Linked DNA regions of Homo sapiens: all the other regions are linked to region 7. A link is a contact called in ENCODE Hi-C data. All regions are on one chromosome and are shown on one strand. Each heading gives the region's core, a stretch centred on a gene start or an enhancer-like site at or near the end of the contact. The rest is flanking DNA. Distances are from core to core; before and after follow the strand shown.

Region 1 (2,976 bases), core at 45-2,544, 5.1 Mb after region 7:
TTGTACTTCTTCATGATAGGAAGGATTGTACAGCCCCAGGCTATTTTTTATCATAAATGCAACCTCCCAAAAGTCCATTATTACTAGAGAATAAGGAGTAAATTGAAAGGGAAAAAATTAAAGGAATTACCACAATTGAAAACAGAATAGCATCTGCAGGAGCTGCTTTCATTCAGCGGTTTTCCTACAGAACCTGTATCAACCGCCCAGAGGAAGGTCCATGAGAGTAACAGCTAAAGCTACTCAGCTGAAAATCTCACCCAGTTAAGTTTTCCTTCCAACACAACACTACATACTTAGTATGTTTTTCTCAACATACTAAGCCAAGCAATTCTTACTAAGAAGGAGATACTCTGAAAATCTCGAAGGAGGGGGGAAAAAAAACCTTCCAGGCTGAATTAAGTGTGCTTTTCTGGGCTGTATTAACACCTTTATCTCAGTTATTTAGACTTTGTAACAATCTGACTCAGCTTTGTACCCCCAGGACCAAGCAAAGTGCCACGTATATATTAGATGCATAGTACAGATTCTGAAAAAAGATAAGAGCAGTCCAACAGTTCAGTGGCAGAAGAAAAGGCCCCAACGCAGCATGCTATTTAACTTTCTAATAACAACAATTATTACGACTCCCATTTAAGCTCTTGCGAGGCGCCAGCCACCGCAGGCAGCGCTTCTGATCTACTGTCAATTACTCCTCCACCGACCCTATGGCAGTACCATTAATTCCATTTTTCAGGAATCTGAGGTTCACCCAGCTGAAGTACTGGAAGCAAAGTGTCAGCTGTTTAAAAAGCAGTATCGCTGGGACTTTAACCAGGATTGATGCCCAAGTCTGCTTTCGACCACGCCGTTGGCTAACAAGAGAGGTAGGATGGGATGCCTGGAGGAGCTAAGGGGAGAGCACGAGGATGCAGAGAGAGGAATCAGACATCCCTGCTGTCCTCGCGGTCCAGGAGCACTGGGCAGCTTCACTGACCGGAGACCGCGCCTGTCCAGGAAAGTGGACAGCGCCCAGGGAAGAGAGTGGGCTTCTCTCTGAAGTTGCTCTCTGAAGTTGCCCTGGTTGATTGGCAGATGCCTTGAGCCAACGCCCGCAGAAAAAGCACCCGCAGGCACCCCAGGCAAGACTCGCTGGGTCCAAACGCAGAGGGTCTTGCCGGCCGGCAGAGCCTCGGGGCGCGACCCTCCCCTTGCTGAAGGCACCAGCTTCCACGCCGCACCCGCACCTGGCAGCGCCGCGGCGCCGGCACTCTCACCTGGAGCTGTCCTGCCGGGCCGCTGTCTCGAGTCGCAGTGCCAGCTCTCAGGGGCCGGGGTGCGGATAGGGGACCTGCAGGGGGCCTGGTCTGCCTTGTCGGGAGGGCGGATGCCCACCACCCTCGGACTATTTGTTCAGCCAATCAGAGCAGCCAGCCACCGGGAAGTGCCTCGGAGACTCCGCCCCAGACCAGCGCTGCCGCTTGCCAGCCCCCCAGTTGACCCCATAGAGCATGCGCCGTAGGCGTTTCTAAGAGATGGAGCCCGTCCTCCGCCTCGCAGGCTGGCAGGTCCACAGCTCTACCAGCGCGTCGCCTACGCATGCTCTCTTAGCAAAGGCTGTTTTAGGCGGCCTTCTGCTCCGCCCCCGAAGCTCCTGCAGGGCTGGCACCTTCTGCGCCTGACAGAGAGCATGTGGGCTCTATAAATGAAAGTGAATCATGGGCTCCATTTAAAGCGCTTATCATTGTGCCTGATGCAAAGCAATCTTGCTGCTTTAAATTTTTTATTATTATTAAAGATTTGTTAAAAGAGGAAACAATATTCAATATGTACATATTATTTATTAATCATTTTCTAAAACAAAGATTTTATTGAGCACCTACTAAATGCCAGGCATTAGTAAGACAGTGGAGGTATAGAAACCAACCAAACAAGGTTCCTGTTCTCTTGTATATATTCTGATGGGAAGAGACACATCATGAATAACTATATAATACATGAGGTGGTGATAAGTGCTATAAATAACAACAAAAACAAACAAACAACAACAACAACAAACAACAAGGGGCTGGGCACAGTGGCTCACGCCTGTAATCCCAGCAGTTTGGGAAGCTGAGGAGGGCGGATCACCTGAGGACAGGAGTTCAGGACCAGCCTGGCCAACTTGGTGAAACCCCATCTCTACTAAAAATACAAAATTAGCGGGTGTGGTGGTGTGTGCCTCTAATCCCAGCTCCTTGGGAGGCTGAGGCAGGAAAATGGCTTGAACCAGGTAGGTGGAGGTTGCAGTGAGCGGAGATCATGCCACTGCACTCCAGCATGGACAACAGAGTGAGACTCCATCCCCCAAAAAAAAAAAAAAACAGGGATAAGGAGGATGATATGTATATGGTAATCAGGAAAGGACTCTTATGAAGTGACACCTGAGCACAGGCAAGGAGGTAGTTAACAGCCTTAGATACTGGAGAAAGCACATTCTGGGTGAAAATAGCAGGTACAAAGGCCCTGTGGTAGGAATATTCCTGGTGGGTCCTAGCCAGAGTGGTGAGGTCTTTGAGGCTAAAACAGAATGTACATAGTAGAAAGTAATAGAACATGAAGTCCTAGAAGTCTGGTGCCTTGGGAGCCACTTGTCAAGATCTTACCGTGTCTTCTGAGTAAGATGAGAAGCCAGTGTAATATTTTCAATAGAAGGGCAGCATAATCTAGTTTAGAAAGATCATTCTGAACTACAGAAGCAGGGAGACTAATTAGAAGGTGTATTAGTCTGTTCTCATGCTGCTAATAAAGACATACCCAAGACTGGGTAATTTATGAAGGAAAAAGGTTTAACTGACTCACAGTTTCACAGGACTGGGGAGGCCTCACAATCATGGCAGAAGGCAAAAGGCTTGTCTTACATGGCGGCACATGTGAGAGAAAGAACCAAGTAAAAGGATTTTCCTCTTATAAAACCATCAGACCTTGTGAGACTTATTTACCACCACAAGAACAGTA
Region 2 (2,927 bases), core at 106-2,605, 5.3 Mb after region 7:
CCTAAGTTATTCCAAATGTAAGTTTTCTATTAACTTATCAGTTTTTAAATTTATATTAAATTAAAAATCAGGTTCTTAATAGCCACAGGTGACCAGCAGTTTCTGTATAAGACAGTACAACTGTTAGAAGTGATTGCTTTAAATGAGGCACTCGCTTCAGGCACTAAGTTTTGAGGGGTGGGGTGCCAGAAGCTCAGTGATCAAGGTAGACAATATTTCAATGCAATATGTTTTTAAAAATTCAAAATCAGGCCAAGCATAGTGGCTCATGCCTGTAATCCCAGCATTTTGGGAGGCCACGATGGGCGGAACAATATTTAAGGTTTAGAAAAATATTTGTGCCCAGGTGTTGGAGACCAGCCTGGGCAACATGGCAAAACCCCGCCTCTACAAAAAATAAATTAATTAGCCCGACATAGTGGTGCACGCATATAGTCCCAGCCACTCAGGAGGCTGAGGTGGGAGGATCGCTTGAGCCATGAAGGTTGAGGCTGCAGTGAGCTGTCATCTCACCACTGCACTCCAACCTGAGTGACAGAGTGAGACCCTGTCTCAAAAAAAAAAAAAAAACCAAAATCAATGCAAAAGATGAATTATGGACAGGATATTGAGGTTTTGAATACAGACATTAACTCAATAAGGGTAAGGCCCGTGTCTGTTTTCTTTATTGTTATATTGACAGTACTTTGAACAAAGTCTGGCTCTTACAGTTGTTTGTCAATATTTGCTGAATGAATTCAAAGGGGACAAAATGTTTAAGGTATGGGTGTTTGACATTTTCTGCCTAGATCCCCAATACCACTCTTGTCTTTATTGGGTCCTTATTACAAAGCACCATTGGCGAAGGTATGGAAGAGAAGCAGTCTCCTACAATTGTGGGTAAGAGTGGATTTTTAAAGCTATTTGGCAATATCCGTCAAAACTTAAAATGTATATAGATTTTAGCTCCAAATTTCTCAGTTTACACCCAACAGAAATAACAGCATAGATGTATAGCATTGCAGTGTTGCTTGTTGAATCAAAAGACTGGAGTGGAAGCAGGGACTTAAGTTTCCGCCTGTAATCCCAGCACCTTGGGAGGCAGAGGCGGGCGCATCCCTTGAGATCACGACTGGGTGACACAGTGAGACGCTATCTCAAACAAACAAACAAACAAACAAACAGTTACACGGGCAGCATGCGAACTCAGCGTACTCAGGGAGGCAGATAAAAGCCGAGACCAAAGTGAAGGAGCCCAGCTGCAAATTCAACTCCGAAAGACCCTGGACTCCGCAAACGTCTGGCCGCGGCTCTTGAGCTCTTCTATTAAGTTTCGGTTTCTGAAGCTTACGTTTAGTTTCGATTTCTTAAGTTTCAGTTTCTGAGCGCTCGGCATCTGATTCAATCTCCAGTTTCCTGTTCTTGCTGGGGCTGGGGTCTCTCCTTTAACAAAGACACGCCGCGCGGCCGAGTCCAGGGGCTGCAGAGGCCTGGCGCGCGCACGCGCACGCGCACGCCCACCGCGCGGCTTCCCGCGGTCCCCGGTGCTGAGGAGAGAGCGATCCGAGGGACTGCGCCGCCCGGACGGCCTGCAGAGCGCTGCCATCATGAGGTAAGGGTTTTCCTTTGCCTCTCCTCCCAAGCCCTGCGTCGGCCTTGGTTTCAAACCGGGCTGCTTTTATTCATTTCCAGCGCAGTTCTGCGGCCTTTTCAGGGGCCGAGCCCCTCGCGCCCAGCAACCGGGCATCTGCGTTGGGGACCCTCCCCGGGCGCTCTGTCCCGGCGCGCGGCGTCTGAAGTCGGGCCTGCCGGGGAGGGTGGCCGAGTGGACGCTTCTCGGGAGTCCGGCCCCTCCCCAGCGCCTAAGAAGGCCGGTCAGGGAGGAGGAACAGGAGATGCTCCCCGGGAGCCTGTCCCATCCCTGGCGTCTGCGGTCGGGACTGTCAGGGTATGTGCCGGGCGACGCTCCCCCGGAAGGCCTGTCCACCCATCGCGACCCGACGGCTCTTCTCGGCAGCGGCGACGGTGACCGTGCTGGGTCCGCGGCCGCCGCCTCCGGGAAACTGGTCAGCGCCTGCAGAGCCCCCAGGCGCTGTTCCGGGGGCAGCTGCTACGTGCCACGGGTCTCCTTAGGCCTGTCGCGTGCCTCTCTTTCCAGCTGCCATTCCCTCGGTGTGGCATACGCGGTTTCGCCGCAGCCCTGCAGGCGTCAGGTTCGCCTGCCACTGCCAGTTTGCGTTTCTGATTTCTGGGTCTGAGTTCTTCCCTTCCCAGGAGCTACCTCTGTACCAAGCACAGATTGTTATCGTCCCACCCAATCCGCTGTTTTATGAGGATTTCTTTATCTGTTTCCTTTACTGATTTAGTATGATGGCGTCCTTTTCTTGATCATTTTGTATCCCCAGGGGCTAGCACCCCGCCCTGCACGTGGTTAGTGAACCTTCCGCATTTAATGAGTTGAGGAATGAGATGTTAAGGTCTTGGGCTCTAAAAGCAGATAGTCCCTTGTTCTAAATCCGGACTGAACTCCTACTAGTTGAGTGATCCCAAAGTTTCTCAAACTCTGTGAGTCTGTTCCTTATTTGTAAAAATTAATGGTGTCCATCTCTTGGGACTGTGGAAAAGGACAGTAATAAATCCTATCAGTTGACTGCTTAGCACATAATACTTGCACAATAAATGTTAATTATTCCCATTATAAGTTTAAAAAAAAAGTTTAAGTGCCACCCACACATCTAACTTTATTTTTGAGACGGAGTCTCGCCCTGTCACCCAGGCTGTAGTGTAATGGCTCCATCTCGGCTCACTGCAACCTCCGCCTCCCGGGTTCAAGCCATTCCCCTGCCTCAGCTTCCCGTGTAGCTGGGATTACAGGCGTGTGCCACCACGCCTGGCTAATTTTTTGTATCTTTAGTAGAGACGCGGGTTTCACCATGTTGACCGGGCTG
Region 3 (2,700 bases), core at 109-2,608, 5.5 Mb after region 7:
TCCTAGGAACATGTAAAATTTATTTCAGACATGATTGTTCAAATCTGAGAGAAGAAAACATGGTAAATAATGTAAATCCAATTTTGACGAACCGTTTTTTAAAAATTATAAGTAACAATCGTGGTCATGAAACTTAAAACAACTAGGATTTTTATTCTGTAAGAAACATAAACCACTTTAATTTCTGATACAAAGCACACAGGCAGATAGTTACATTTTCTTGTATTTTAAAATAATTTCTGTGGGTTTGCAAGCACAAGTTAAGGCTCAGGTTAGTTTTTCTCTGTCTTCAAGATATTCCTAGAGGGTGTATTTTCAATTCCTCAGAAGTTATTTCAAGAGGTGTTATATCCTCAATTAAACATAGAAGATTAAGCTAGAAGCTCCCTTTCATTATATTTTAGCTATTTTCATTGCAAACTCTAGTACAATCTGTCAATGTAGATAAGAGAAATAACTGAAGTATAGCTTCAAAATAAGTGAAACAGGTTTATAAATCACAGGTAATCAATATTAAGTCCTGACTTTTAAAATATTAATACTAATGAAAGTCATTTTCTAACAAGTATCAAAAACAAAAGCAAATAAAAATTCAGGTGCTAGATTACAACCTTACACCTTACAACTGTAGCCAAATCTGCTGTTTGGCTTTAAAGTTCCACACAAAATCTTAACCTACAAATTTAACATTTCAAACCCACAAAATACAAGTACCAGAGTCACCCACAGTCATGTCAAAGGGCTTTCCAAGGTCTTAGAAACCTTAATCCAATACAGAAAAGCTAAGAGTCAAAAAGACATAGAAACAGGGAAAAGTGAAGGTGTTATTTGCCAAACATTAAACTTTCACAGAAATCCAAAACCTACTTAACAATTTCCCTATATCGAACAGCATAACCTCTATGCAAATGCAGTCATTTATTAGCATTTACTGTACTTACTTTGCTTTTTGCCATTTATAAGCTTCATTAAAGACACCCACAAAGAAGTAACCAGTTGAATGAGCTTCAGTCAAGAAAAACCAGCTGTAAACTCGACCTACAAATTTACATCCCACAGCGTCCTGTGGGGAAGGTACACTTTACAAACTACCATTATATATACAAGCTTTAGATTGTGAAATAATGCACTTCGGCTTTCTCCGGTGTACATTACAATTACAAACCCTCAACTCAACCTCCCCCTTCGTTGAAAAAAAAAATCCACCTCCAATCCTCATTGGTCCACATAGTTCCGGCCCACATGGTATCAGTGGGTGTGTCCCTCCCAAAAAACCCTCTCATTGGCCGTGAAGAAACAGCTTCTAATAGGCTGTGATTTTGGGGGGTAGTTAAACTCCACGCCTCCAGACTTGCGCTCTCCAATAGACCCGAGACGCTGCTGGCTACTCTGTGATTCAAAGGGCAGGCAACCCCAGTAGGACGCGCTCAGAGAAGCGAGAGGGGTGAGAAAGGAGAGAGCACCCTCGGTGTGCCGCCCACTTTATCCTCACTCCTGGACCCCAGCAAATGTTCACACACCTGCGTTTTCCCAGCCACCAATTAGAAGGGCGGACAGAGCGTTCGCTTATTATATATCCTTGACCTAGGGACCCGCTCAAGCTTCGTGTCCAATCCTCGTTCTACTGATAGAAGCGAGCAAAGGGCAGGCTCAGGCAAAGACCTGTAGTGCTTGATGTCCCCTAGGAAAAGAATCAGTCCCGGGAACCTACTCTGTGCAGTCCCTCGACCGCAGACGCGGGGGCGCACGGGGCGTGCTGCGGCGCCTGCCTCAGCCGCTCCCAGTCCCGGGCCCCGCACGCTGCGTCTGCCTTGCGCCCGCGCTCCCCTCCCAGCGGGACTTACGCGGCCTGTTCTTTCTCCCCGAGTCCATCCTCCTCCGCAGCCGGCATTTCTTGGCCGGGGAGTCATGCTGAGGGAGCAGTGGCTGCGGCTGCAGCTCCGGCAGGAGCGGGAGGCGCTGGGGCGCCGCGTCGCTGCCGCCCACTGGACCCCGGCTGCAGACGTGCGGCGGCTGGACTGGCGGCGGATGGAAGCCGTTGTGCAGCAGCCCGTTCACAGCGGCGGCGCTGGTGCCCACGGGGGCCCCTGGAGAGTGCGGGACCGAGCGCTCCTGCTGCCCGCTGCGGTCGCCCATGCCGGGGGCTGGCGGGGCTGTGCGCGGGCCCCGGCTCAGGCGGCCTCGCTGGAGGTCATTCTCCGGCGTCTTTATTTCCCCGGATCCTCCCTGCGGCTTCCGATTCAGCAGCCGCAGAGCCGGCGCCTGGGGATGGCGAACCCGGCGCTCCTCCCCTCCTCCTGCCGACTCCCCCACCTCCTCTGCGCCCTGCCCCCCGCGCGCCGGCCCCACGGCGCCGGCCTGGAGCACGCCAGCCCCGGGCGCGGAATCGGGGATCCCCGCGCACCCCCAGCCGGGGCTCCCGCCGCCCGCCTTCCCCTGATCCCCAGGCCGCGCGACTTCAAACGCGGCTTCCTCGCCTCCCAGACTGGTCCCCGCCACTGAGCATGCCCAGTCCTGCCCGCCACCGCCACCGACGAGTTTCAACATGGGGAATCAAGTTCTCTGGGCTTGCAGAGAGGAGATGGGCGGGTTGGGCTTTGTATGGCGATGTGAAAACCAGATGGGTCTGGGAGAGACAGCGAAAGGAGCGAACCGTTTCAGGAGGAATACGGGAGGAAGACAATTATTTGCAGAGGTGTC
Region 4 (2,700 bases), core at 189-2,688, 5.6 Mb after region 7:
AATTTAGGTACAGGGAACAACCCATGCAAAGGTTCATACATGCTGGAAAGAAGTTGGTGTTTGAGGTATCCAGAGCAGATCAACTTACTGTACAGTTAGTGGGGAGTGAGGTCGGCTGACACTTGATTGTGCAGGACCTGGGAGGCCATGGTAAAGATCAGAATTCTATTCCTTTTCCCCCCTCCTCTTTTTATTTTATAAAATCTGTTATTTTAGAAAGTTGCAAGACTGGTACGATGTACACCATTATACCCTTCAACTAGATTCACCAATTACTAATATTTTGCCACATTTGCTTTCTCTATTTTTTTGCCATATCTTTTGAAGGTAAGCCGCAAACACTGTGACACTTTGCTGCTAATTACTTTAGCAAGCGCCTTCCAAAAACAAAGGCATTCTTCCACTTAATCACAAATTAATTCTCACATGCAATCAATTTAAAACTGATTCAATATCATCTAATATGTAGTTCATATTTAAATTTCCCCAGTTGTCCACAAATGTCTTTCGAAGTTTTTTTTTTTTTTTAAAAACTATGAACCAGCCAAGATTCACAAATTTCATTTGGTTTCTTTTGACTCTCGACTAAAGTAATTTTCCACTTCGTTTTTTTCTTTTTCCTGTCATGACACTGACATTTTTGAAGAGCCTAGGCCTGTTGTCTTGTAGAATATTCTACATTGTTTTTTTCTGATTGTTTCCTCATGATTAATGTCAAACATTTCTAGCACAAATACTATCGGGTGATATTAGCGATGCTAAGTATCTTCACTTGGTTAAGGTATGTCTAATAAATCTCTTCAGTGTAAAATTCTATTTTCCCTTTATAATAAGAAATGATCTGTAGGGTGATTCTTTGAGATACTAACATCCTCTTCCCTACAACCTTTCAGTTAATTGTTTGTTTTAGCATCTTGCATTCATTAGTTTTAGCATTCATAAGCTTACCTATATCAATTTTTAGACTGGCAGTTGCACAATGGGGATGCAGCGAGGGAAGTGACCCTCCGGATCCCGGGATGCCGAGCCTTTTTCTGCCCCGTAGGGACAGGACTGGGAAGTGGCTAGCCCGCCATTCCTCGGCCCGTCCTTAGGGGAGTCGCAGGACTAAGTGCAGTGGCAGTGGCCTCACCTCGGGCCTTCGCCACATCTTTATTGCCTCAAGGACAGAATTGGAGATCGGTGTCCCAGTCAACAGCGTGGTACTTATGACAGCCGCGAGAAAGCGCACTACTAAAGCCCGGCTAGCAGAGCTGGGAGGCAAACCAGACCGTCAGCACCAGGGCGGCCCACGCCTGCTTCCGCCCATTGGCTGCCCGCGTTTCAAGACCCGCCCCCATATTGGAGAGCTTCTTCCGGTAGCCACTGGAAAGCCCGCAGCGCGAGCCGGCTACGCTCCCTGGCGGAGCTCTGGACGCCCCACCTACTCCCAGCGTTCAGTGCGGTGCCCTGGCCGCCATTGTTTGAATTTGAAAACGGTAACATCGCAGTGCTGCTCGCGGGTCTGGCTAGTCAGGCGAAGTTTGCAGGTGAGGAGGTGACCCGCGGGAATGTGTGGGGAAGGAGGTGGGTGACTGCGCATGTATGGGGCCTAAGGTGGGGAAACGGCTTTGGCAATGTGGACATGTTCCGACAGGGCTCATACCCCAGTGGAGGTTACTGTCAGGAACTGGGTTGCGGAGCGATGCGAACACGGGGTACGCAGCGAGGAATGAGTCATACTAATTCGGTTACGGTTTAAATCTCGCCTCCACTGCTAATTAGCTGAGTGACGCAAGACAATTCATTTAATCTCTCTCTGTACCTTAGTTTTCTTATCAGTTAAAAGGCTGCAATGAAGTGTCTATTTCTTTCGGCTTTTGTGAAGATTAAATGGTAATGTGTAAAGTTATTAGTGCTGGCACACAGTAGGTACTAAATGTTTGCAGTTATTAATATTATTATTGTTGTTGCTTCTGTTGTTGTTGAGGAACAGGCCTGTTTTGCCACACCTAGTTTTCTGAAGCTCTGAGGTGAGCAGTTTGCTCGGCTGGTAGGTAACACGGCCTTTTTGCGGGGGGAGCCCTGTGGTAGCCTCTGTGCACTTATTTCCAGACTACTCCTACTGGTCCTTGGGGCTTGCCCTTCTAGGGTTTTGCAGTGCCAGGCTGAAGAGTTTGTGGCACAGTGACTGCTGTCATTCCCCAGTTTAGAAGGCTTTCTCCATCTCGATTCGCTCGCTGGTTCAGTGATGCATGTCTGGCACAGTTCTCTTATATTTCTTGCTAAACTACTAGTTTACAGAAGTTCACGCCTTATGGGTTAGGTAGTGTAACAGTGTATTTATCTTACATGTCCAAGACTCCAGATTTTAAATTGTAAAAATAACATAAAATACTCATCGATTAGTTGTGAAGACTTTTTTTGAGGCTTTGTGTTGTAGACCACATTCAGAAACCTCATTCAGCAACAGATTCTGCTATTTTTCACCAAAGTCTCCAATTGTGGATTCTTATTGGAGAGAGGGTAAATATGCAGTTTTCCAGTCAGAGCAGCCTTTTGAAATGAAAAATGAGGTCTTGGAGCCTGCTGTCACGAAAGATAATATTACAGACTAGGACCGACTTTTTTTTTTTTTTTTGGAATAGTATTTTCTTTATAACCATTATTTTAAGTCATTAGGTAGTCTTTATCCCTGCATAAGTCGCTGAATTTGTTATA
Region 5 (3,027 bases), core at 231-2,730, 7.8 Mb after region 7:
TTAGATTTTAATAGCATGAACACCGCCAAGCAGAGTTTCTGATACAGAGAGGTGACAAACATTTGTTGAATGACTGGACAATAAATATTATTACTAGCTTGAATCTTGAGGCAAATTACTTAACCTTTCTGAGCTTAGTTTCCTTGTCTACGAAGATTAAAACTAACTTTTCAAGGCTTCCCTACAAATTATATGGATAATGCATGTCATGTGCCCAGCACACAGCAGGTACTTGTTAGTTTCTTTCTCTTTACATACATATATACTACTTTATGGTTTACAAAGTTCTTGTAAGCTCTTCTAGATTCATGACCTCATTTTATTCCCACAATCTTCTGCAGTACTTCTCATTAGCCTCATTTTACAGATGAAAAACAGACTCAAGGATTGAGACATAGCCTCTTCAGGTAATGAGAAGCCAATGGACATGCTTTATAAGCATAGGAGCGACATGATAAAAAGCAGTGAGGTTTTTTGAAGATTAATCTGTTGGCCTATAAAATGGGCTGAACTGAAAATTGGAGAAATATTATTTTGACTACTAGCATAAAAATCAAGTTTAAGGGCCGGGCGCAGTGGCTCACACCTGTAATCCCAGCACTTTGGGAGGCCGAGGCGGGCAGATCACTTGAGGCCAGGAGCAGGAGACAAGCCTGGCCTACATGGCGAAACCCCGTCTCTACTAAAAAATACAAAAAATTGGCCCGGCGTGGGGCTCGTGTGCCTCCCAGCTACTCGGGAGGTTGAGGCACATTTAGAATCGCTTGAACCCGGTAAGCGCAGGTTGGCAGTGAGCCGAGATCGCGCCACTGCACTCCAGCCTGGGCGACAGAGCGAAACTCGGTCAAAAAAAAAAAATCAAGTGTAAGATGATAAGGGCCTGGCAGAAGTGTTTAAAAGCCTAATGAACTTAAAAATATTGAAAAGCCAGATAAGTCCCCCAAAGGAACAAAAATTTAAAAATGGTAGTTTTCAAATCTGGCTGGCTGAGAAAATGATGGTACAAACAACATAAACAATTGAGAAATCAAACTTGGCAAAATCGTTGGTCAGAAGACCTTCTCTCCAATACCTAGGCAGAACTTCTGGCAAATAATGACAAACATCTGAGCCATTTCTTCAGTGTCATAGCGACTTTTTGCTTTCACTCCTCCCACTGGCTTCACCACCTGGACAAGAGCATGTTAAGGTCCTTCTGATCTTGCTTCCTAGATGCAGTACGGTGGGAAGCAGAATCTGGGTAGTGTGGAATTAGAAACCAAGCTTTCGAAGTTCCAGGACTTGGACTAAATCGCCTTTTTCCTTCTCTGTCAAATAAGGGGACCCTTACTTCACCTCCTTCCCTAGTTTTAAGACTAGACACCCTCTCCACATCAGCACAAAGCGCTTTTATTTAGGCGCGTGCCGCCAAACCAAAGGCGCTCGCGCCGAGCTAAGCTCCTGTCGGTGAGCTTACGTCACTTCCGGCGCGCTGACGCTCAGTTGTGCGTGCCGACGCCCGCGTCAGCAAAGAGCGGAGCTGAGGGTACCCGGTTTGAAGTCGTGCGGGTCGGAGGACTGCCGCCTCCGCTACCGTCTTGGACCCCTGCTTACCGGCCGCCGCGGGGACGAGCTCGGGTAGGCGGCAGGGCAGATGCCCGAGGGCCTGCGCTGGAACGCCCCACGCCGCACCGGCCGCTCCCCTGTGCTCCGCGGCCTGGGCCTGCGCCGCTCAGCTCTCTGGAAACTAGCGCCTCAGCTGCGCGGCGCGTAGGTCGCGGGGAGCTCCGAACCGCCGGCGCCCGGCCATGGCGGTCTCCAGGTGGGTCTTGCTCCTGACGAGCAAACTGGAAGGCGATTCAGGGAAGGCATGGTCTCCTCTTAGAGCCCCCACTCCTAGAGAAGAGCGGTTCTCATTGTCACTGGGCTCTGGAGCTTTCTTCAGTAGACTTCGGAGTTCGCCCCGTGGTCGGCGGGGGTTTGGGCTCGGGTTACTCCTGGGTAAATCGGTTCAATAATGCCTTTTTCTTGTTAATAGACCCCTTGGCACGTTAGAGCTGTTTTTTCTCTTTCCTCACCATGTTTCTGTTCTCTGGTTTCTCTTCCCTCTTTCGATTCTAGGGGAGTCTCTTATCTTTCTCAGTATTCTAAGGCTGGTCCCTAACCTCCATTTCATGGGAAAACTTGGTAGTTACTGTCGATGGAGGGGAAACCTGAATTACTATTATCTAAGAGACCGTCTAATTATGTTACCAGTTTTAATTTACGTTTTTAGGGGTATGTTCTTTCCTGAGATGTTTTTTAAAATTAAGTATAATTTCTCCTTTTGTTTGGCAGTAAACATTCCAACGTCAGCGTTGTAACCTTAAGCCAATTATCGTATTAGCATCATTTTCCGTAACTAAGGCGTGGAAGATAAATCACAGATCTTATATTCTTTTGAAATATTGCCTGTCAACAGGAAAGCCCAGGAAAACTATAGAAAAACTAACGACATTTATTTGTATAGCTATAGGAGAAACATTACTTTTTCCTCCGGTATGATAGAATGGTTGGAAAGCTTTTGTAAGCGGAATTTGGTGACCCTCTGTACATGTAATTAAGGGATAGTTCCTCTGTGATAGTGATCGGATGGATTCACCAAGTTCCTTAGAGTTGATATGGTAACTTTTAATGAGAATTGGATTCTTTTACCATATAGACTGAAGGAATAAATGATGAAAACAAATAGTTTTCATTTTTTTATAATTAACTGAACACATTCTTTGAGCGTATTAAGTGCACAAGTTTTATCTGTTTTGCAAGGGAAAGGATAACCCATTCCTTACAGACTCCCTAGATGACTGATGAAATAGTGTGTGGGAGAAGCCCATGGGAGTTGGGTGAAGGGGGTTGCTAGGTACCGTAGTATGGGGCATCTGATTTTTATTTTATAATCTATTCAATGTGAGGAAATTTTTTTTTAAATAAAACTGCCTTGAGAGAATACAAGTGACATTTTACATTTTTGCAAATATAGAAAGGTGTATCTTCTAATTTGTTACCTCC
Region 6 (3,000 bases), core at 334-2,833, 7.1 Mb after region 7:
TGCTGCCTCTCCAGACACAAAGCACAGATTGCCTTATAAAAGTTGTAGTTCTCCCTCATCCCAAGTCCATTCTGGCAACCCCACCTCCACATTCATCCTCAGGTACTGCTGTATCACATGTTTGTGACCCCTTCCTTCATTGCTAACATATGTCATCCTAAAACCCGCCTTCAAGCTCGTTTCCTTCAGGAATACTGATTAACCGCACTTGTGATAGGTCACCAATCACATTTAAGCCCCCTGGACTCCACTGTTATTCTTTTAAAACATATTTAAAATAGTTTCAGACACAAAATAGGAACATACCAAGTCTTTTTTATATATTGTGGTATATATACAGTAATATCCTCCAATGCATATTTTAAACACACTAGAAGTAGTGTGATTTTTCACATACTGTTCTGTTTAGTCTCTGAAATGAAAGATATGAAGCATAAAGAGTAATCCTACTGCCATGAAGTCATTTGACCTCACTTGTTTTCTCTTACTCATTGTGATTGCTGCGACTTATGAAGTTGATCCCAGCTTGGACATTGGCATGTATGATTTTGGAAAATGGTTCTTTAAAGGACTATACGAATGTGGTCATTTAAAGCTGTTTCAGAAAATGTATTGCTCCTGCTGTGATATTAGAAATGGCAATTTTTAAACATGTCAAAGTTTGATTATAAAATGGATAGTTTAAAAAGCTGCCTTGGTCTACTGCTTGATGCATTTTAAATTTGAAATGGATCTTTGAACACTTGTATGGCTGCTGGACTAGCGGTTGTTAAGTTTGTTGGTTTGCCACTTAGAGTCATCTATCACTTTAGTAAGAAGTTAACGCCTATCAGTTGGAGAAAAAGCAAATATTTTGCATTGACAGTCTCCCCTACCCTCTATTATTGTCATTTTCTTAAGCCATCACTGCTCTGGCTTCTAGAATACACATTTTTGAATGAAGGTTTTTGCAGTGAATGGTCTCTTGTAGATCTCAAAGTCCACTAGAAAGAGTACTGGGTTTTTGTTTGTTTTGAACGTTGCAAACAGTAATGCTTCTTTACCACTCACCCTCCCCCCACCCTCAACCTCCACAACGTTCCCGTTTGCTTATAGTTGTCAACGACCATGATCTCTGGACCCACACTACAGTAACAAGTTTGTCAGTCATTTTCAGATAAGGTGCAAATCAAGGGATGGCTTTGTCCCCACTTCGGCGCAGGTGGGACAGACTTGGGGAAGACGCAGCTGAAGAGACAAATTCTCAGGGTGCGTCAGTCTCATCACTGACCGTTGCTTTTAAACCCTCCAGGGAAAATATGCCAGTCATTGTTATGATGTAAACAACCGAAGGGGTGGACGGTGAGGATAAGAAGAACCGAGATAATATTTGGCCAGAGCTACGTGTAGCACAGGGAGCCAGGGCGGCAGCTGCACCTGCGAGCAGCGCAGGCGGCAGGCGCGGCCTCCGGGCGTGGTGGTGGGCGTGGCCGGGCGGCGGGGGCGTGGCCGGGCGGCGGGGCGGGCGGTGCCGCCGGTTGGAAGTGGGTGGAGTTGCCCTTGGAGGCGGCACCGGACCTGGGCCCCGAGGCCCGCCGCGCCCTGTCGGGCCTGAGCCGAGTGGCCCCACAGAGCCGGCGCGCTCCCGCCTGCAGGGGGAGAGCAGACGGGGCGCGGGGACCGGCCAGGCCGCGGCGGGTGCTGTTTCTGTTTCACTTTCCTTCACTCTGAGGCCGGCGCGCTGGCGGGCGAGGAGCGGCGGCGGTGGCGGCCGCTGGGTAGGTACCGGGCGGGCTGGGGAGCTGCAGGGACGCCAGACTCCTCACCCAAGTTTGCGCCTCAGGCGAGAGCGACACCTCCAGACACCTGCCCTGGCCGGCCCAGCCTGGAGCCGGGAGGGCCCTTCGGGTGCAGGGGGCTACCGACCCGGGCGGGGGCTTCGGAGCTGTGCCTACCTCGGCGGGGAGAGCGGCCGGCTGCGGACGCCGGCCCCGGGAAAGGCTGCTCGCTCTCCCCGGCCTGAGCAGCGCGCCCGCGGGGCCTGGGCCCGCGCACCTGCCGGGCGGGCGCGGCTGTGCTGGGACCCCACAGGGCTGTACCGCTGGGTCCTGCCGGAGAACGCAGAAAAGTTCCCCCTTGCCCCCGCCCCGTCATTGCAAGTTCTTGCTTCCCTTAACTGTCTTGGTCACAGGGCTCTGTGCCTTAGGATCTTAGTACCACCCCAGGTCGGGACCGTGCATTTCCTCTTCCAGAGGACTTTCTCTTACTTTGGAGTTTCATGGCAAACCTGTGGGAAAGGCAAGGCAGTTAATCCCAACTTATAGAGGAGGAAGCCGAGACCCAGGCTCAGATATGAAACGGTTTGCTGAAGGTCATACAGGGGTAAGGGCCAGAACCCTGATTCCCTGTCTTTTAATTATGCTTGCTTTCTGTTACACGCACGAATACGGTTTCCCAAGAGGATAGGATGATTACACGTAGAGCCTATTCCCTGCACATTCGCAGTGGGTATGTGTTGATGGAATGCCTTTTACCTTTCCGGTTGCTTTATATTTACCAATGAGTTAACAGCTAAGATGGGGGAAAGTTCCTGTTTATAGAATGCACTTAGGAAAATCAACACCTTTCATGTTGTGTTTTCTGAGAGGATACATATTTTACAGTTAAAAAAAAAAAAAAACCTGAGACAGGAAAGTAGCATTATCCAGGTTATATATCTACTAAATATGACCAGTTTCTATTGAAGAGTTTTTGGTCTAACAAAGAAGGTAAAGAATGAACGTAACTATAAATCAAAATAAAAGGCAAATGTAATAGGAAAGAAGTAAGCATTAAAAACTAGGGAAAGATTGCACTGAGAATAGCATTGGAGAAGGGCTTGAAGGATAGGTGGCATGCAGACAGAGGAGAGAAAGGGCGTGTTGGATAGAGTGCTTAGAACCTGCAGAGGAGACGGTGGGAGAGGAGTGATCCCTTCAGGTTGAAGAAAGTTGTTGAAGGGTATATTAAGGTTAACCTGTA
Region 7 (2,700 bases), core at 169-2,668:
TAGTGTTTTCCTGCCATTTTCAGCGTAAAGAGATAAGAATTGTGTTGCTGCCAGACTCTTTTATTATCCACATAGAAGGCAAGTCTTTATATTTGTCAAGGTTTACATGATTAGGAATCATAAATCACAATTAACTACTGCTTAGGAGATAAAGGTTCATGAATTTTGCATGTTGTTAATCACCTTATCACCCTTTCAGGGTTTTAATCTGCTCTTTCTTCATGGTATTAAGTTATCACATTATATTTTTTCTATGTTCTGTCTCTACCAGAAAGTAAAGCCACAGAGCAAGGACTTTATTTTGTTAAAATAGTGGTAGCACACACGGGTTTAATTCATTTGCTGTTTTTTTGTTTTTGTTTTTTTGGTTTCTTTTTTTTTTGAGACTGAGTCTCCCTCTATCGCCCAGGCTGGAGTGCAGTTGCGGGATCTGGGCTCACTGGAACCTCCGCCTCCTGGGTTCAAGTGATTCTCCTGCCTTAGCTTCCCAAGTAGCTTAGATTACAGGCACCAATCACGCCTGGCAAATTTTTGTATTTTTAGTAGAGACAGGGTTTCCCCACGTTGGCCAGGCTGGTCTCGAACTCCTAACCTCAAGTGATCCACCCGCCGCGGCCTCCCAAAGTACTGGGATTACAGGCTTGAGCCACCACGCCCGGCTGATTCATTTGTATATATTTCTAGAACAGAGCTTGGTACGAAGTTGAGCATTCAGTAAATATCTGTTGAAATAGAGGGAGAGTGAAAAAGAAAGTAACTCTCTCGCGTATTCCACAACTAGCTCTTCACCTATCAAATTACGCGCAATGGAAACATCTTAGTCCTCAGAGCAATCCTGGGTGCAAGGCAGAGGCGGCTGTTATCAGGCCTATTACACAGGTTTAGGGTGAAACTTGAAAATGTGGGCGGGAAAGTCACAAAGCAATGAAAAAACCATCTAGAAAAAATCTTTTCTGGATGTCACCATCTAACATTTGGCATGAGACCCCAGAAACCGGATGACTCGGCTCAGAAGCAGACACATTTGAAAAGATATTTATCTCACGATAAATTAAGGGACAAAAAGGCCTTCAAAAAGGAACGGAATAAACGGAATAATTTTTAACTCTAACATTACTTTCTTTCAATTTTTACATAATTCTTATAGCTGCGGCGAGTGAAACGACTAAAACAAAAGCAAAACAGAGCTCCACTGCCCAAAACAAAGATGGCCGAGACGACTCCCATGCCCACACGCAAAATGGACGCTGACTATGACGTTCCCTGCAACAATCCTCAACTGGCCCCGCCCCACCAATTTGGAACCCCGCCTCCTCAACCCGGAACCCCGCCTCCCCCAGTGTGGCCGCTTTTCCGACAGAGGCCTGCCCGTGATTGGCTGCTCGTACTATTTACGTCCTTTCGATGTTGCGTCATGCAGTGCGCCGGAGGAACTGTGCTCTTTGAGGCCGACGCTAGGGGCCCGGAAGGGAAACTGCGAGGCGAAGGTGACCGGGGACCGAGGTACTGCTCCGGCTGGCCGGCGGGCGCCCGGGATCCCCGGTGGTCCTGACAGCCGCCCTCACGGGACCGCTGGGTGCGGGGGGAAGGGCTGGAAGCAGCGGTGCTGCTGGCTGCGTCAGGGCCGGCCTGCGCGTTGGGGTCGCAGTCCTGTGGGTGACCTGGTGGAGAGGGCGGCGGCACAAGGCCCTGGTCAGGCGGGCAAGGGCTCAGTGTAGCTGTGCTTCTGTCCTCGGGCAACAAGGTGCTGAGTCATCCTTGCGGCGAGGCCGTACAGCCGCTGCGCTGGTAGCGGCACCTGGGGCAGGGGCAGAGGTGTTGTGGGTTGACAGGGAAGTTTGCTGCCGGGTTCTCATCTGAATCTAGCGGGCTGGGTGAACTTTCTCGGGGACCAGGCACCCAAACTCATCAATGCTCACGGAGGCATAAGCCCTTGGATTAGGGTCGGTAGTATTTTCCCCATTTTATAGCAACGACATCTGAGTCTTAGAGATCCACACTCCTCACAAGGTCACTTCTAACCTGTCAGAAGCGGGATTCCCACTCTGGGCTGTTACGCCACATGGAGGTCACTCTGAGCTGGACCTCTTCGGCCCCAACCAGTGGACTGAGTACTGAGGAAGATACAGGACAGCCATAGGTTGAGATGATGTAATGGCACGAAAGTTCCAAAAGCGCTGGGTGTTTTCCCAAAGGCCGGGTGCCGAATTTTAAGACCCTTAATAGTTCAGTTGCAGAGCTCGGAGGACGCTCGGGTATCTTAAAGCAATAGTTCTTAGCTTTTGGAGTGTTCGTTAAAACACACGTTCTTGGTCTTATTCCTAGGGGTAGAATCATTAGGAGCAAAGAAAGACCCAGGAGCCTACATTTTAAGATGCATCCGGGGCACTTTCAAGCAGGTAGTCTAAGGGTCAACGCTGTAGTCTGAACACGGAATCCTTATGTTACAGATGGGGAAATGGGCCCAGAAGTATATCACTTGCCTAGAATTCACTACAAATCATTGGCAGAGATGGGCTGGTAGCCCCAGTTGGTTTACACTCGTCATTTCATTCTGACCTATTGTAGTCACCTCACCTTAGCATTACAGAAACACTGTCTGCTGACTTCTGGTTGACCACCCATCTAGTATAATGTGCCCTGGAGCTAAGATAATCCAGTTTTTAGCATGCTTTTCTTTTGAAGACACCATCGAGGGAG

Evidence for each region. A loop is a pair of places that touch in the nucleus more often than their neighbours do. Pooled maps may share reads with other maps.
Region 1: a map of CD4-positive, alpha-beta T cell shows a loop between it and region 7 (8-fold over the local background). The contact joins the promoter of LIPA here to the promoter of GHITM in region 7. A Hi-C loop is called at or near these places in 2 of 168 maps with a recorded cell type or tissue (CD4-positive, alpha-beta T cell and naive thymus-derived CD4-positive, alpha-beta T cell) and 5 of 50 pooled maps.
Region 2: a pooled map shows a loop between it and region 7 (10-fold over the local background). The contact joins the promoter of IFIT5 here to the promoter of GHITM in region 7. A Hi-C loop is called at or near these places in 5 of 50 pooled maps.
Region 3: a pooled map shows a loop between it and region 7 (11-fold over the local background). The contact joins the promoter of PANK1-AS1 here to the promoter of GHITM in region 7. A Hi-C loop is called at or near these places in 7 of 50 pooled maps.
Region 4: a loop to region 7 is called in a pooled map, with 40 times the contacts of the local background. The contact joins the promoter of KIF20B here to the promoter of GHITM in region 7. A Hi-C loop is called at or near these places in 7 of 50 pooled maps.
Region 5: a pooled map shows a loop between it and region 7 (8-fold over the local background). The contact joins the promoter of BTAF1 here to the promoter of GHITM in region 7. A Hi-C loop is called at or near these places in 4 of 50 pooled maps.
Region 6: a pooled map shows a loop between it and region 7 (17-fold over the local background). The contact joins the promoter of PCGF5 here to the promoter of GHITM in region 7. A Hi-C loop is called at or near these places in 5 of 50 pooled maps.

The regions. Positions count from the first base shown.
Region 1 is chr10:89,250,481-89,253,456 of GRCh38, forward strand. LIPA (lipase A, lysosomal acid type) reads right to left here and starts at 1,295. Exons shown (of 10, transcript NM_000235.4): 1 at 1,257-1,295. RefSeq lists an enhancer at 1,322-1,381.
Region 2 is chr10:89,413,213-89,416,139 of GRCh38, forward strand. It overlaps IFIT5 (interferon induced protein with tetratricopeptide repeats 5), which reads left to right and starts at 1,356. Exons shown (of 2, transcript NM_012420.3): 1 at 1,356-1,591. The coding sequence starts at 1,587. It also overlaps a transcript of LIPA not described here. RefSeq lists enhancers at 1,213-1,522, 2,133-2,232, 2,333-2,402.
Region 3 is chr10:89,642,756-89,645,455 of GRCh38, forward strand. PANK1-AS1 (PANK1 antisense RNA 1) reads left to right here and starts at 1,359. Exons shown (of 5, transcript NR_184344.1): 1 at 1,359-1,444. It overlaps PANK1 (pantothenate kinase 1), which reads right to left and starts at 2,487. Exons shown (of 7, transcript NM_148977.3): 1 at 1,845-2,487. The coding sequence starts at 2,136. RefSeq lists silencers at 1,261-1,310, 2,011-2,490.
Region 4 is chr10:89,700,152-89,702,851 of GRCh38, forward strand. KIF20B (kinesin family member 20B) reads left to right here and starts at 1,439. Exons shown (of 33, transcript NM_001284259.2): 1 at 1,439-1,529. RefSeq lists a silencer at 961-1,040 and enhancers at 1,085-1,600, 1,601-2,117.
Region 5 is chr10:91,922,290-91,925,316 of GRCh38, forward strand. It overlaps BTAF1 (B-TFIID TATA-box binding protein associated factor 1), which reads left to right and starts at 1,481. Exons shown (of 38, transcript NM_003972.3): 1 at 1,481-1,801. The coding sequence starts at 1,788. RefSeq lists enhancers at 223-756, 1,104-1,213, 1,824-2,023 and a silencer at 1,464-1,763.
Region 6 is chr10:91,219,080-91,222,079 of GRCh38, forward strand. It overlaps PCGF5 (polycomb group ring finger 5), which reads left to right and starts at 1,584. Exons shown (of 10, transcript NM_032373.5): 1 at 1,584-1,757. RefSeq lists an enhancer at 1,124-1,193 and silencers at 1,384-1,693, 1,764-2,223, 1,913-2,207.
Region 7 is chr10:84,138,091-84,140,790 of GRCh38, forward strand. It overlaps GHITM (growth hormone inducible transmembrane protein), which reads left to right and starts at 1,419. Exons shown (of 9, transcript NM_014394.3): 1 at 1,419-1,503. RefSeq lists enhancers at 787-1,356, 1,357-1,926 and a silencer at 1,500-1,699.